Regions from separate parts of the Mus musculus genome. Here region 1 is linked to region 2. A link is a loop called in an ENCODE intact Hi-C map of the cell type or tissue named here. Cell type or tissue: heart. All regions are shown on one strand.

Evidence for each region. Peaks named below come from ENCODE experiments on the same cell type or tissue, not always from the same donor. Only the 100,000 strongest peaks of a DNase experiment are listed, where the experiment ranks them.
Region 1: it touches region 2 in a loop (2.0-fold over the local background); 5 of 42 quality-filtered maps call a loop at or near these places.

The regions. Positions count from the first base shown.
Region 1 is chr12:76,833,673-76,841,672 of GRCm38, forward strand. It overlaps Fntb (farnesyltransferase, CAAX box, beta), which reads left to right and starts at 3,795. Exons shown (of 12, transcript NM_145927.2): 1 at 3,795-3,979. The coding sequence starts at 3,836. In heart, a CTCF peak has its summit at 3,654; a DNase peak (open chromatin) is centred at 4,019; H3K4me3 peaks cover 1,820 bases; H3K27ac peaks cover 1,242 bases; H3K27me3 peaks cover 479 bases.
Region 2 is chr12:76,760,907-76,768,906 of GRCm38, forward strand. It overlaps Churc1 (churchill domain containing 1), which reads left to right and starts at 4,632. Exons shown (of 4, transcript NM_206534.2): 1 at 4,632-4,732. The coding sequence starts at 4,694. In heart, a CTCF peak has its summit at 4,848 (motif pointing left); DNase peaks (open chromatin) are centred at 4,595 and 4,835; H3K4me3 peaks cover 1,818 bases; H3K27ac peaks cover 1,617 bases.

The DNA of each region.
Region 1 (8,000 bases), 73 kb after region 2:
AGTTGCTCTATGTGTCTCATGACAGATTCAACACTCGGTTACAAATCCCTTTCACCTATTTCTTCAATGACCCTACTTTTAAAATTGAAATGTTATGTTTCTATCTCTTACGCAAAGACGCTTTTTACATTAAAAGCTGAATCCTTCATCTGACCCAGACCTTATCAGACACCCGGCAGAACTAAGGGAAAGAGAAAACGTGAATATAGCAGGAAGTTCCTTAAGACCTTTTTAATACTTCATATCCATGGTCCTAACCACAGTCCCACATGTTTCCAGCTTTGGCAATCTTCTGGGCCTCTGGTACTACAGGTTTTCCCCTCATACCAAGATGGGCATGTGAAAGCCAGGTGGTGATAGCACACCTCTTTCATGCCAGCACTCTGGAGGAAGAGAAGATTTCTCAAGTTCGAAGGCAGCCTGGTCTACAGAGTGACTTTCAGGACAACCAGGGCTACACAGAGAAATCCTGTTTCAAAGAAACAAACAGGGAGCCGGGCATGGTGGCACACACCTTTAATCCCAGCACTTGAGAGGCAGAGGCAGGCAGAGTTCGAGGCCAGCCTGGTCTACAGAGTGAGTTCCAGGACAGCCAGGGCTACACAGAGAAAACAAAACAAAACCCCAAACATACAAACAAACAAACAGGGAGCTGGAGAGATGGCTCAGTGGTTAAGAGCACTGACTACTCTTTCAGAGATCCTGAGTTCACTTCCCAGCAACCACATTGTGGCTCACAAACATCAGTAATGGGATCTGATGCCTTCTTCTGGTGTGTCTGAAGACAGTGACAGTGTACTCACATACATGAAATAAATAAATAAATCTTTTAAAAAAGTAAGAAAATAGCCGGGCGTGGTGGCGCACACCTTTAATCCCAGCACTTGGGAGGCAGAGGCAGGTGAATCTCTGAGTTCGAGGCCAGCCTGGTCTACAAAGTGAGTTCCAGGATAGCCAGGGCTATACAGAGAAACCCTGTCTCGAAAAACCAAAAAAAAAAAAAAAAAAAAAAGTAAGAAAATTAAAAAGATGGACATATGATAGTGTATACCCATATGAAGCCTCCAGCACTGAGTCTCCATCTCACACTTGGAATCTGAGTACTGTTTGCCTCAGAAGGGAGAGATGACCAATTGTGTAATTCTATATAGGTATGATCTTAGACATGTGACTTGGGGTTGAATAGGAGAGTATTAAAATGTTCTGAGCAGGGAGTAGAGTACATGTGCCTTGTATGTGTTGTAGAGATCAAACTCAACCTTGCACACACTAGGTACTTCCACTGAGCTATACTACCAGCCCCGGGACATTTATTGTCTTTCCCCACAACCCCTCATCTTAAATAATTGAACCTTTTATCCTGATGGGGTTGTTTTTTTCCTTTCTCATGTGCACGTGGTGTGCATAGGTATGCATGGCTTTGTATGTTTGTGGGCACATGTTTGTATGTGCACGTGAAGGTCTGGGGTTGATGCTAGGAATCAGCCTTACCTGCTCTTCAACCTTAATCATTCCGGCAGGGTCTCTTAGGTAAACCCAGAACTCACTCACCCAGCTGTTCAGCTTGTTCTGGGTGCTCTCTGCCTTGGCCTTCTGAGGCTGGAGTTACAGACAGATAACACACCCACCCACCACTTATGTGGCTTCTTGGATCTGAACCCTGGTCCTCAAGCTTGTCCAACAAGTTGTATTGAACCACCCTCCTGCTCCTGGTTTAGTTCTGTTGATGTAAATCCTGGAAAAAATCCTTGTTTATTGCTGTCCAAATGTGGTAGGTTTTTCCTAAAGATTGAAGTGTGTGTGTGTGTATGTGTGTGTGTGTGTGTGTGTGTGTGTGTGTGTGCGTGCGCGCGCGCCTGAGTGTGTATATGTACCATGTGTGTGTGAAAGTCTGCAGAGACTAGGAGAGGGTGTTTAAAAGCCTAGAACTGGAGTTAAAAGAGTTACAGGTAGTTGTGAAATGTCACATGGGTTCTGGGAACCCAACCCAGGTCCTCTGCAAGAGCATCAAATATTCTTTACCAATGAGCCGTCTCTCCAGCCCCATAAAGATTTCAATTACACCTGTGTGTCTGTGTGTGGTTAGATGCACATGAGTACAGATGTACTTTAGAGGTCAAAAGAGGGCATTGGATCCCTGGAGCTGGAGATGAAGGCAGATGTGAGTGGCCAGTTAGGGTGATGGGAAATAAAAAGGTCCTCTGTAAGAGCAACAAGTGTTCTTCACCACTAAGCTGTCTCTCCAGCCTCACAGGGCTTTCCTAAAATCACCACTCTAACATTGTATTTGTGAGGTATATAAGGATATACTCATTCAAGGGTTATCAGAATTAACCGAAGCATGCACAAGTATATTTATGGCATGTTCCTTCAAATGCCGTTCTGTCTTCTTGCTGTCCTTCATTGTTTTGTTATAGATGGCTACTACTTTGGTTTTCAGCTTAAGAGACCTAAAGAAAGAAGGGTCTGGCTCAGCCACCAAATTTAATTAGAACTCAGTTTCTTCTGTCAGTTTCAAAGACATTTTTATTTTCTTTCCTTTCTAATTTCGAAAAATTTCATTCTGTGTGTGAGCCTGTATTTACTGTGCCTTCTCTTTTCTTTAAAGTTCTAGTTTGTTTCCTTTTTTTGTTTAATTGTTTCTGAAGAGAGAGAGAGAGAGAGAGAGAGAGAGAGAGAGAGAGAGAGAGAGAAGATGTGGAGTTGGGTGGATGGGGAAATTGGGAGGATTTGGGTGAGGGAAACTGTGATTTGAATATATTGCATGAAAAAATCATTTTCAAATATATACGTATGTATATATATATGAAACAGTAACATTAAAAACGTGTATGGGTATTTTGCCTGCATGTGCACATGTGCATTACTTGTGTGTATGTTGTCTGTGGAGGCCAGAAAAGGGCGTCAGATCCTCTGGACCTGGAGTTATGGGTGGCTGTAAGTCTCCAGGTGGCTGCTTGGAATCCTGTGGCGCTGCAGCCCCTGCTGAGCCACCCGTCCAGGCCTGACTCTATTATTATTTTCTGTCATACCATAATTGGAAGCTGTCAAATATTTATGTTCACTTATTTAATTCTGCCTATTCCTCAAAAATGAAATTCAGATGTAATCTAAGGAAAAGGGCATTGTAATTTTGTTCACTTCTGCATTCCTGGGCTCTGGCACGGAACAAGTAGCAGGAGCTCCATGAATATTTGTTGATATTTCTTTGGATGATGCATTTACACTCATTTCTTCTATGGTATTTTAGTTTCTTTTAGTTTCTGCCATTGCACTGTAACCTCCAAAGGAGAAAATTACAGTACTACATTTCTCTATCTCTGAGTATTGAGACCTGCAATTCTGCTAATGCACAGAAAAGCTGAGGCTTCTCCTAAGAGGCTGTCAAGGACCCAAAGGTGCATGGTAATTCTATTAGTTAATAGCGTGACTGAGGTACTCAAGAGAGATGTCAGAAATGCTTTTTTTTTTTTTTTTTTTTTTTAGGTTACATTCTTAGGGTTCTTGAACAGCTGAAATCGCAAGCTACTGCATTACAATTAGGCGAGAGCGAAACGTTGACGTTTTCTTTTTTATTATTTGCATAACGAACCGAGGCATCCTAGATCTCCTTTCTCCAGAAAGCTGATCTCCTGCAGCAGCTCATCTGTCCGACGGGGGGCGGCAGTATCCCAGTAACTCACTTCTTGAAGATGTGTAGGTGGGAGGAGAGATTCGCGTTCAAAATCTTTTTGACTCTACGGACTTTCCGTAGCGCCTTAGCCCGCTCGAGTTTCAATGCGCGTTGTTGCTGGATGAAGCTGAGTCCTATACAGCGCTCGCAGCTCTCCCGATCATGGCTTCTTCGAGTTCCTTCACCTATTATTGTCCTCCATCTTCCTCCCCTGTTTGGTCAGAACCGCTGTATAGTCTGAGACCTGAGCACGTGCGGGAGCGGTTGCAAGACGACTCAGTGGAAACAGTCACATCCATAGAACAGGTGAGGTGGCAGGACTGGGCGAGGCGCCCGCGCGGGGCCTTCTGGGAGTAGGAGTCCCTTTTGTAAGCCCGTCTCGGGGCAAAACTCTCCATGGAACTACAACTCCCGTAGTGCACTGCGCCCCCGCCCCCGAGCTCTAGGCGCCCAGACTGGGGCTTCCGAGTGGAGCGTTTTCGGGGCTTACTTGGGTAGGAGAGGGTTGTTGTCAGGGCTGGGTTTGGAGAACAGGACAGTACCCCTGATCTCTCTGCTTCGGACGTTGTAAAGGATCTTGTTTCGTGTCTGGAGTCCACAGCAGCCTGGGCGGACCAGGTAGTCCGCTCCGTTCTGTTTAGATGTCTTGAGGTTCTAGGACCGACCGCTCACTTTTCTTCACATGTTCGCAGTTTCCGGACATCTAGGGGATCGAACGGCCGGACTGTGGTCATGTCATCCCTAAATCGATTTAATTTCTGACCTATTGGGTCAGGTTGAGGCCTACCTCGTGGTGGGTAACCATTTGAGCACTTGCTGTTGAACGCTGGAAATACAGAAAAAGATAACAGCCCCTAGGCAAGAGCCTGGTTGGGCAAGACAGACTGGAAAACTGTATAGTTCGGAAAGCACAAAAAAGTATGGAGTTTGAACTGCTTGTGATTCACTAAGGCCTAGAGTGTACCAGACATGCCATTTTGAAAAGTGTTTTAAGGTGTGAGTAGTGAGTTGATAGCTTACATTTTTCTCACTCTCCATTTGGAATTGTTCCCAAATCGGTTGTTGTAGAGCTGTTTACCCATCTGTTACTAGAAGTGGTCAGGATGAGTCCTGTCGCTAAGGAATAGGCATTCAGCCACTTACTAAAATAAGATCTTACTAAGATCACTACTCAGGCTTAACTGTGGAGGGACCGGCTTCATCTTATCTTAAAGCTGTGAGCCTCTATTTAGGCAAAACTAGCAGCAAATAATGACTGTATAAAAATTTCAGTTTTTATGTGTGCGAATGTGTGTATGGCATGTGTTTGTACGTGTTGATACCAGGACACACAATATGTGGGTTCGGAAGATCCAACTGAAGTTGGCAGGCTTGCATAGGAAGCACCTCTACCCACTGAGCCATCTCTCTTGCCCTAAAGATTCATAACAGAACAAGGGATTGGACACATGGTTATTCACCTAGTAGCAGAGGGACTGTTTTAATCTTTGAGTCAATGCCTTGTGGGCTTTAGGGTAATAAAGGGAACTTTTTGGCTTCAGCTCTCTAACCTAGTTAACTGTGTCCCACAGAAGACTTTTATAAAACATTGCAAAGAAATCTTTCATCAGTGACAAAATCTTCAGAATCTTTGCAGGGTTTGGAGCAATTTGGGGTTTTTTGGTCTGTTTGTTTTTTCGAGCTAGGGTTTCTCTGTGTAGCATTGGCTGCCTGGAACTACTCCGTAGACCAGGCTGGCCTCGAACTCATAGAGATCTGACTGCCTCTGCCTCTCAAGTTCTGGGCTAGAACATGTGCCTCTACTACTTGGGTAGAGCGGTGTTTCTGTAGTTGATAAGACAACTACAAGCCTTTTCTTTTGAAGTTACAGGGTTAAACAGGACACACACACGTACACCATTTATATCTTTAACTGATCTGACTTAGAATAGCGGTTCTCAACCTTCCTAAAGCTGTGACCCTTACTATAGTTCTATAGTTCCACATGTTGTGGCCACTCCAACCATAAAGCTGTTTTAAAAAGCTTCACAACTGTAATCTTGCTACTGTTATGAATCATAATGTAAATAGCTTGTGTTTTCCAATAGTCTTAAGGCGACCCCTGTGACAGGGTGGTCATGACCCACAGGTTGAGAAACGCTGACTTAGCAGATAAGGGTATACAGGATGCTAATGAAGAAAACAGAATCAGAGTTAAGTCTGTCACTTACAAAACCATCTGTGTTGAGAGTTAACATCTCATCGTGAGTTTTCTGATCTGTTGTCTATTATATATACTGTTTTTCAGTAGACCGCTGAAGTTCCTTCCTTGCTTGGTTCCTATAAGGATAAAACAACTTAACTTCTGAGTAGGCATTACGAGCAATAAAAAAATGGACACAGGATGCTCTGAAAAGAGCCAGGCCAAGGCCAGGGCTGGGGAGGATGCTAAGTCCTGATAGGTCAGTGTAGAGTGTCTGTCAGATACAAGCCCAATGGTATGATAGTCTTATGTTTTATGTCAGTATCACAGCTCACATTAAAAAAAAAAATTTAATGTATATGAGTACACTGTAGCTGTCTTCAGACATATCAGAAGATGACATCAGATCTCATTACAGATGGTTGTGAGCCACTATGTGGTTGCCGGGAATTGAACTCAGGATCTTTGGAAGAGCAGTCAGTTATCTTAACTGCTGAGCCATCTCTGCAGCTCTCCAGCTCACATTTTAAAAGTCTAGGATGAAGAGTTGCAGTTAGGAGGAAGATGTACCGGCTGGTTTGTGTGTCAACTTGACACAAGCCAGAGTCATCAGCGAGGAAGTAGCCTCAGTTGAGGAAAAGATTCGGTGAGATCCTGCTGTGAGGCATTTTCTCAATTGGTGATCTATGGGGGAGGGCCCAGCCCATTGTGGGTGGGGCTATCCCTGGGCTGGTGGGGCTATCCCTGGGCTGCTGGTTCTAGGATCTATGGGGAAGCAGACTGAGCAGGTCAGGGAAGCAAGCCAATAAGCAGCACCCAATGGCCTCTGCATCAGCTCATGACGCCAGGTTCCGGCCCCGACTTCCTCCAATGATGAACTAAGATCTGGAAGTGTAAGTCTCCAAGGAAACCTTTTCCTCCCCAACTTGCTTTTTGGTCATGGTGTTTCATTGCAGCAATAGAAACCCTGCCTAAGACAGAAGATAACGCGGTATTTCATTCTTATGGCTTCCTCTGCATCTTACTAATCACCACAGTGACCATTCATTTGGTTCCAGCTGAGTGCTAAATGCTCTCCGAATGTTCTCCTGACAGTGTGTCACTCAGTCCTTAACACATGCTGACAGAGAAGGCAGAGGCTCAGAGAATTGTCTGGTTGGTGGGTAACAGAGTACAGTGGTCAGAAACGACGTTGCCGGGAGGAGGGATTGTTTACCGAGCATACTGTTCGTTTGAATCTTTTGGTTTTGACCAAAGCTTCCTCGAGGATTTACTGACAGCTCAGTTTTGTGTCATGGCAATAAGGATCAATGCTTGGCGATCGCTGTCTATCTCATTATTTGGAAACCTTCATTTATGAAACAGTGATTAAGAATTTAATAACAGGAGTAAAACCTGTAAGGAGTGGAAAGAGCTCTTTCCACTATTCACTTTCTTCAGGAAATTCTTGAAGGCTAGAGTGATGGCTCTGTGGTTAAGAGCCCTAGGTACTTTTCCAGAGGACATGGGTTTAGTCCCCAGGACCCCACAAAGTGGCCTACAGCTGTCTGTACCGCCAGTCTCAGGGCGTCTGATGTTCTAGACCAGTTTCCAGGAACCCTTCACGGATGTGGTGCACAGACATAACATCCATACACACAAAGTAATAAAATGAAAATTAAAAAAAAAAACAACTCAGGTGCTAGATACTGCTCAGACACTTGGCATGAGTCAGTGAACAAAGGAAATGGGTTTTTAGGGAATCTTAAGGAAATTGCTCCAGGCCAGGCCAGGGAGTCAGCCAATTAAGAGAAGAAAAGCATGAGGAACGGGGGTGTCGCTCAGTGGTTGAGCGTGTGCTTAAACACGTGCAAGGGCCGATCTACCACCGGTACCAAGGAGAAGGGAGGATACAGAGGTGTTTTTTAGAAACTTAAACCACAGTAAGGCGAGGGTTGCCAATGATATCATGCTTGATCTGACTGTGTTTGAAGTGTGTTCGGGGACAGGTCACGATGGACCGAGTGGATGAGTGCTGTTCTGGGCTGGGAAAGCGGGTGCACAGCCTGAGGTGGGAGTCTGCCAGGCAAAGGCAGGCCAGGAGACACAAGATGAGATGGAATCGAGTGTGCCTAGTGGCTGCTGAGTTTGGAAGGGCCAATTGAG
Region 2 (8,000 bases):
AACCCTTGAGAATCTGAAGATTCAAAATTCTCAGCTTCAACATGGTCTTCCCACACATCCCCGTCCCATGTTGTAGGATCCCATTCTTTGCCAATTAGAGCCCTTACTTTAACTGTCGACACACTCTGAGGCTGAGACTTGAATTTTCGCTGTAGTTCAGCCAACCTTACAATGAGAGTTTCTGTTTGATTTTCTGCAACTTGAGCTCTATTGCTACAAGAGAGAAGATTCTCCTCAAGGACACACTTAGCAACTTTTAGATCGTTTACTTGTGTCTGGAGCCTTTCGATTTTATCACACAACTCCTTCCTTTCATTCATCATTTTTTCCACAGATACTAAGAGCAGCCAGCCAGTAAAATCATTTTTCGATTTTTTCCCCATCTTGTAGAAAGCTTTGTGCACTGAATCACCTAATTCATTAAGAAAATCAAGGGCATTAGCTTCTTTAAGTTCGGAATATAGTTTCAACCATGGGTCTTCAAAATTCTCTGAGCTCTCAGGAGGGAGAGAATCTGGAGAGGTTTCAATAGTTGAAAGTGCTGGTGGATCAACAAGCCAATTCCAGAATTTTAAAAGATTCATCCTTGTACTTCTGTTACTCTAGAACCACTCCTGGTACCAACTTCTGTATTAGTCAGGGTTCTCTAGAGTCACAGAACTTATGGATAGTCTCTAAATAGTAAAGGAATTTATTGATGACTTACAGTCGGCAGCCCAATTCCCAACAATTGTTCAGTCGCAGCTGTGAATGGAAGTCCAAGGATCTAGCAGTTACTCAGTCTCACGCAGCAAGCAGGCGAAGGAGCAATAGCAAGAGCTAGACTCCCTTCTTCCAATGTCCTTATATTGTCTCCAGCAGAAGGTGGAGCCCAGATTAAAGGTGTGTTCCACCACACCTTTAATCCCAGATGAAAGGCGTAGCCCAGATTAAGGGTGTGTTCCTTAAACTCGGAGATTCAATCTTCTGGAATCCATAGCCACTATGGCTCAAGATCTTCAAACCAAGATCCAGATAAGGATCTCCAAGCCTCCAGATAAGGGTCACTGGTGAGCCTTCCAATTCCGGATTGTAGTTCATTCCAAATATTGTCAAGTTGACAACCAGGAATAGCCACTACAACTAGAGACATGTCTGCTCCCAACAGTATTCCCTTCTTGGTTCAAAGAAGAAATTGAGCATCAAAATCTCCATGTGGAGTTGCTCCAATTATGGTAAAATAGCCACTGGACAAAAATTACCCTATTCATCTATAGACAGAAAAAAAAAAAAAAAAGAAAAGAAAAGAAAGAAAAAAGAAAAAGAAAAAAAAAAGCCCAAGAAAGGACACACAGTGCAGCATAAGTGGCAGTTTAGCTCTGCCAAGTCAAAGTAAACAAGTCCTTCATAGGTCCTGCTTCTCTTAAGATCTGTCAGATGGTTCTGGGCCAGAAGGCTGAAGACAGATGCTCCAACATTTTGAGTAATGGGACTGTTCAAGTCGTCGGCTGTCTCTACAACTTGTTTTAAGTTTTGTAAGCTATGTTTTTGTGCTTCCTATATATTCAGGTAATATTTAATTTATTCTTGGATTTCTGATACAGTTGAAGACTAGTTATAATCATAATACTAATTAAGTTGTTATTATTATAACTTAATTATTAGAGGGATCATAATAATACTTAAGTTGTTGAGCCTTGAGGAAGATGACCTAGGAAGGATGATATTCAGATAATAATACAAGTTAAAGTCAGAACAAAACTCAGGTATAGAACTGTAAACTCTTTCGGTCAGGGTAAATAGTAGAGTACCTTATCTAATTGACAAATATGATGGACTTGATATTAATTGCATATCATACTTTGTAATTTTCATAATTTTTATGATTATGCTCAACTTATGTCTGAAAGAAGAACCCTTTTAAAATTTGGACGGAAAGAGTGAGATGTTGGGAATTGGTTCTAATGCTTTGTCTTATTTTGGCTCCCAAAAGCCATGCTTCCAGAGCTGAGGGTCCCTGCCCCTAGCTGACTTCGATTGGTAATAAAGATTTGCTGTACAGTCAATGTCTGGGCAGGGAGACAGGGCGGGACTTTTAGATTGCTTGGGCAAGGGACCAGGGGAGAGACTGAGGAGAGGGATCAGAGTTAAGAGCTGCAGGAGAAAAGTGATCCAGCTGTACAGGGGGAAAGGGAAAGCAGCCCTGTGGGGGTGGAGGAGGTGCCCAGAAGTTTGCATTTTACATTTGTGTGTTAAGCTAGGAATACTGGAGGGGAGTGTGTGCTAGCCACGGGGAGGTTTAGAAGTGCTCAGTCACTGAGCTAGTCAAAGCATATCAAAATTAGCTGACATGCGTGTGTGTGTGTGTGTGTGTGTGTGTGTGTGTGTGTGTGTCTTTCATTGGCTAATCCAGAGCTCTTGGGCAGGTGCAGTGAGAGACCTATCAGGAGGCAAAGTGGCTTAATTAACTGCTACACTTTCTTCTTCTCTTTTCTCTATATGATCCTATTCCCACATACACATTTATTTCCACACACACATACTAGTGACTACTGATGTGTTTATAAAATGATAAAGAGAGGTGGGGTATGTTCTATGGAGGCATAGAAAGGGGTGTCTCTGTGGGCCCAGGCTGAGGCATCCCTTCCCCCTGAGGGACCAGCCACAGGACCATATAGTATAGAATAGAGTTTATTCAGGGCATGGGGAGGGGAGTCAAGAGGGTAGTAGAGGCAGAGAAAGGCAGAGAAAGAAAGAGTAGAGAAGTAGAGGGGTAGAGACCAGCCATGAGCATGTGGAGAGAGAGGGGAAGAATGGTCGAGAAGACAGAGCAGGGGCAGGAAGACAGGAGCAAGAGAGTGAAGAGGTGGGCAAGCAGCCCCTTTTATAGTGAGTCAGGCACACCTGGCTGTTGCCAGGTAACTATGGGGTGGAGCTTAGAATGCTAACAACTACATTCTGGGTATCATGGAGAACAGCTTTTTTTTCCTTCCTGAGGGTGTATTACCTTACTTAATATTATAAGTCCACTCATTTTCCTACAAATTTTGTGATTTCATTTTTTTTCTTTAGAACTGAATAGTATTTTTTTTCCTGTGTAGCCCTGGTTGTCCTGGAACTCTATCTATAGACCAGGTTGGCCTAAACTGCACAGAGTTTGGCCAGCCTCTGCCTCCCGAGTGTTGGTACTAATGTCATGTGCACCACTGCCCAGCTCCATTTTTTATATAGAGAGATTTTTCATTTTACTTTTATCTGTTGACAGACAACTAGGTTGATCTTAATTCTTGGTAGAGTAAATAAATCAGGAATAAACACAGGGGTGTAAATATTCCTATGTGTTCTGGGTAAATGCCCAGGAATAGAATAACAGGTTCATATGGTGATTCTAGTTTTAACTTTTTGAGTAGTCACCAAACTGATTCTACAATGTCTGTATTTTAATTTGCACTCCCACCAACAGTGACTAACAGTTCCTTTCTCTCCACATCCTTCCCAGCATTTGTCATCAGATTTATTGATGAGAGCCATTCCGACAGGGGTGAGAGGGTATCTAAAAAATAATTTTAATTTGCACTTCCCTGATGTTTGAGGACAATGAACACTTATTGGCCATGTTTTGTTTTTTTTTTTAATTTTGAAAAGTGTCTATTCAATTCATTTGCCCATTTATTGACTGGCAGTTTTGTTTCCTTGGTATTTAGTTTCTGCAATTCTTATAAATTCTGGATATTTGCCTCTTGTTTGAAATATGGCTGGTAAAGATGTTTCCCATGCTGAGGACTGTTTTTTTCTGCTAATTGTGTCCTTTGCTGAATAGAAACTTTTCGTGTAGTCCGTTGATACTAAGGGTTAGTTTCTGTTAGTGTTAGTGTTCCTGTGCTAATTAAAAAGTTCTTGTCCAAAGCAGTGTCTTTTTTAAAAAATTTACTTTTATTTTATGCACATTGCCTGCATGTGTGTTTGTGTTAGGGTGTCAGATCTTGGAGTTACAGACAGTTGTGAGCTGCCATGTGAGTTCTGGGAAGTGAAATTGGGTCCTCTGGAAGAGCATTCAGTGTTCCTAATGGCTAAGCCATCTCTCCAGCCCCTCCAACCCAATATCTTGACAACTATCCCCTATGTTTTCTTCTGGAAGTTTCAGTGTTTCCTGTTTTAGATAATGGGTTTTGATCCATTTTTGAATTGATTTTTGTACAAGGCGTATGATAAGAATCTAATTTAAATAATTTAGTAGGTTCTCGACAGCGCTCTAAGCTTCTCTTCCCAAACACCAGCTTACTCCTTCTCTGAAGTCTGATCTCTTATCTGTTATTATAGCACAAAATGGTATTTAAACTGTCATTTCAGGTTTTTTGAGTCTGGTAAAAATGGAGGCAAGAAGAAACAATTCCCCTTTTTGCTGTACTTCTGTAATTCTTTTTTAATCAGAATTCAAGAAGGCGCCTATTAGAAGTTCTTTCAGGCTCAAAGCCTCTTCCTCTTTTCGACACTTCTTTGAGTCCTCAGATCTTTTCAATACCTGAAGATTTTTGAGTCCAGTCCTCGGTGCACCCTCCTTACCCGGAGACCGCCTAACAACCGTTGCTATGGGCGGAGACTTTTAGCCAGCTGTGGAGTCCTTAGATCGTGTGCGACAAAATCGATATCTCAACTCTCGCGAGGTTTCGCCTTCCGGGTGTCGCTGGGGTCGTTCTCCGAAAACTGCGTGACGATGTGTGGGGACTGTGTGGAGAAGGAGTACCCCAATCGGGTGAGCAAGTGGGCGCGAAGAGCCTCTCGCAGGCTCGGTGTTCGACCGATATTCCTAGACAGGCCAGGGGCCCACTCTGCAGTCCTGTCACCCCAGTGACCCTGAGTACCGGCCGCAGGTTCCCTCTGGTGGCTGACGTCAGCGGTCCTTCCGGTTCTGTTGCTGGGGACAACGGGGAACCCTCAAAATTACCTACCCACCCAAATTGACAGCAGCCTCTGAGGCCCTGACGCGATCCCGGCTTCATCCTCCAGCTCGACTTGATGGAATTCTTTTTACCTCATTCTGTCGCTGAATGAACGTATGAGGTCATTTTAAAATCCACCTTTTTTGAGACAGGTTTTGTGTAGCCCAGGCTGGTTTCGAACTCTCTATGTACCCGAGGAGGATTTTGTTTGACTTTGATCCTCCTTCCACATACCTCTTGAACGCTGGCATTACAAGCGCGCGCCACTGGGCTCAATTTAGAAAATGTTAGGGATGGAAGTGAGAGCTTGGTGCGGAGGCAAGCTTGCCACCGACTGAGCTACACTTCCAGCCTCTGGTTCTAACCCACGTTTGAAGATGGCAGAACTGGTCCCCAGAGAGGACCTATCACCTGCCCAAGTATGAGAGCCGAGACTAGATTGTGATCTCCCTCTCCGCCTCGTCCCGTTCTCTTTTCCTTGCGCCTTCCCTTTCCCCTTCCCTTCTTAGCACTGAGGCCTGACCCCAGCATGTGTCCCTACCAGGCAAGCACTCTGCCAACAGAACTATACCCCCTGCTCTTATTTTAAGCCTTTGCGCCTCTCGGGCTTAGGAGGTTTTGAGGCTTGGCTCTTACTGTTCTTTCAGGGAATCACTACTGCACGTTGATGTGTGTAGAGAGTGCTTGGCTGCTCTGTGAAGGAGTGACTGCCAAGGCTCTGGGGCTGCTTCTGGGCTTGCAATTTGGGGGCATAGGATTGACAGGCTGCTGTTTAAACGTAGTGAAAAGGAAGATTGAGCAGGAATGGGGCTGCGGTGTTCTCCTTCCACATAAGGTGGGTTTGGACGATGATTTAGAGGAGGAAGGATCTGCAGGACAATAGCAAGATGAAGGACCCTTGAGTTGGCTGGGAGGGAAAACATCCTCATAGTTCTTTCTCTTAATAGTTTGTGAGTGATGGGCACACACCTCTAATCCCAGCACTGGGGAGACAGAGGCAAGCAGATCTCCAAGTTCAAGGCCAGCCTGGTCTATAGAGCTAGTTTGAGGACAGCTAGAGCTACACTGAGAAACCCTGTCTTGAAAAAACAACAAAAACCCCACAAAAAGAAAACTTCTTTTTTGAGTTATATGTAAGTCTTTTGAGATTGTTATGTTAGAGGAATTTTCATTATGGTACAACCACTTTGGTTTATAAAGTCATTACCATTCATTATCAAATTTAAATGTCCCCTGGAATGACACAGAAGTGCTTATCCCGGAAAAATGCACGTGCTCTCATCTCCTGGCAACGTGTATAAGAATGCTTGTAAGATCATTATTTGTCGTAGGCCAGAGCAAAACTCGTGTTCGTAAAAGGAAATGTCTTAAGAGTAGGGTTGTGGGCTGGAGAGATGGTTCAGCGGTTAAGAGCACTGACTGCTCTTCTGAAAGTCCTGAGTTCAATTCCCAGCAACCACATGGTGGCTCACAACCATCTGTAATGGAATCTGATGCCCTCTTCTGGTGTGTCTGAAGACAGCTTCAGTGTACTCATATAAAGAGTAGGGTTGTGAGTGTGAATTAGATTTAGAGTATCAGCTCTCAAGTGGAAGCGGTTTGGCAATATCTAGAGACACTTGATTGTCACAGTGAAGGCGCTCCTTGGCATCTAGTGGGTAGAGACCGAGTATTATACTGCAGTGCACAGGACAGCCATCTAACCGAAGGTCTGTATGCCCCAGTGTCAGTAGTGCAGACGTTAAAGAACCCAGAATTACAGCAATGGGAGCACTAGAATCAGATACAGCAGCCTGACTTTAGTCTGACAGTATTGGCGAAAGAACACATGAAGTGCAGCTTTAAATGAAGCAGACTAAATTACAGTAAGACTTTCCTGGTTGGTAAAACAAGAAGTTACTCTAAAGACATTGTGTTGATGGCTGCTAGACAGAGTATGATCGAGAGTGGTTATATAAGGGGCCAGAGAGATTGCTCGGTGATTGGTGCTTTTGCAAAGGACCTGGATTCAGTTCCTGGCATGGCAGCTAGCAACTGTCTATAACTCCAGTTCTGGGGATCCAACTGTCTGGTCTCCATGAGTACTAGGCAGGCATTGATATACATGAAATAACTGTAAATCTCTCAACAACAAAAAGTCGGAGAGAGGCTTCTGGAATATAAGAAGTGGGGGTTTTTTGTTTGTTTTTTTTTTGTTTTTTGTTTTTTTACATAACTGGTGGTTCTGCTGTTTGCTTATAATTATTGTTATGTTTCTGCTTTTATTATTTTTCTATATTGTTTTAGTTCATACTCTTTTTTAAAATTTATTTATTTATTATATGTAAGTACACTGTAGCTATCTTCAGACACTCCAGAAGAGGGAGTCAGATCTCGTTAACGGATGGTTGTGAGCCACCATGTGGTTGCTGGGATGTGAACTCCAGACCTTTAGAAGAGCAGTCGGGTGCTCTTACCCACTGAGCCATCTCACCAACCCTCATACTCTTTTTTTTAATTAGGTATTTTCTTCATTTACATTTCAAATGCTATCCCGAATCCCAAAAGCCCCCCCCATACCCCCCCTTTTTTTTTAATCTAGAAAGGGGTTTTTAATGAGTCTTAATGATGGCCATTGCACACTGGGCACCATGAGGGAAAGTTTCCTGTGGAGGTTATTAACAGAGTTGTTAGGGGCTAGAGAGATAGCTTAGAAGTCAAGAGCATTTAATACTGCAGCAGAGACTCCAAGTTCGTTCCCACCACTCCGGCGGCTCACAGCAGCCTTTAGCTCTGGCTCAGGAGATCCAGTGCTCTCCTCTGGCCTCCACAGGCACTGCACTCATTACTTAGACACAGACAAAGACATCTACACGGTTTTTTATCTTTAAAAAAGACAGTCGGTTCATTCTTTTCTTCCCCTGCCCCCAGAAGTAGCAAGATAACTTTATTCCGGGGAAAATGCTAGTACAGATTAAAGGGAGATGCACTGGGCTGGCACTTGCCCGCCAAGCCCACCAATCTGAGTTCCATCTCTAGGACTCACACAGGGAAAGACCAAGTACTGCAAAGTGTCCTCTGACCTCCACATGTAGAGTAAGT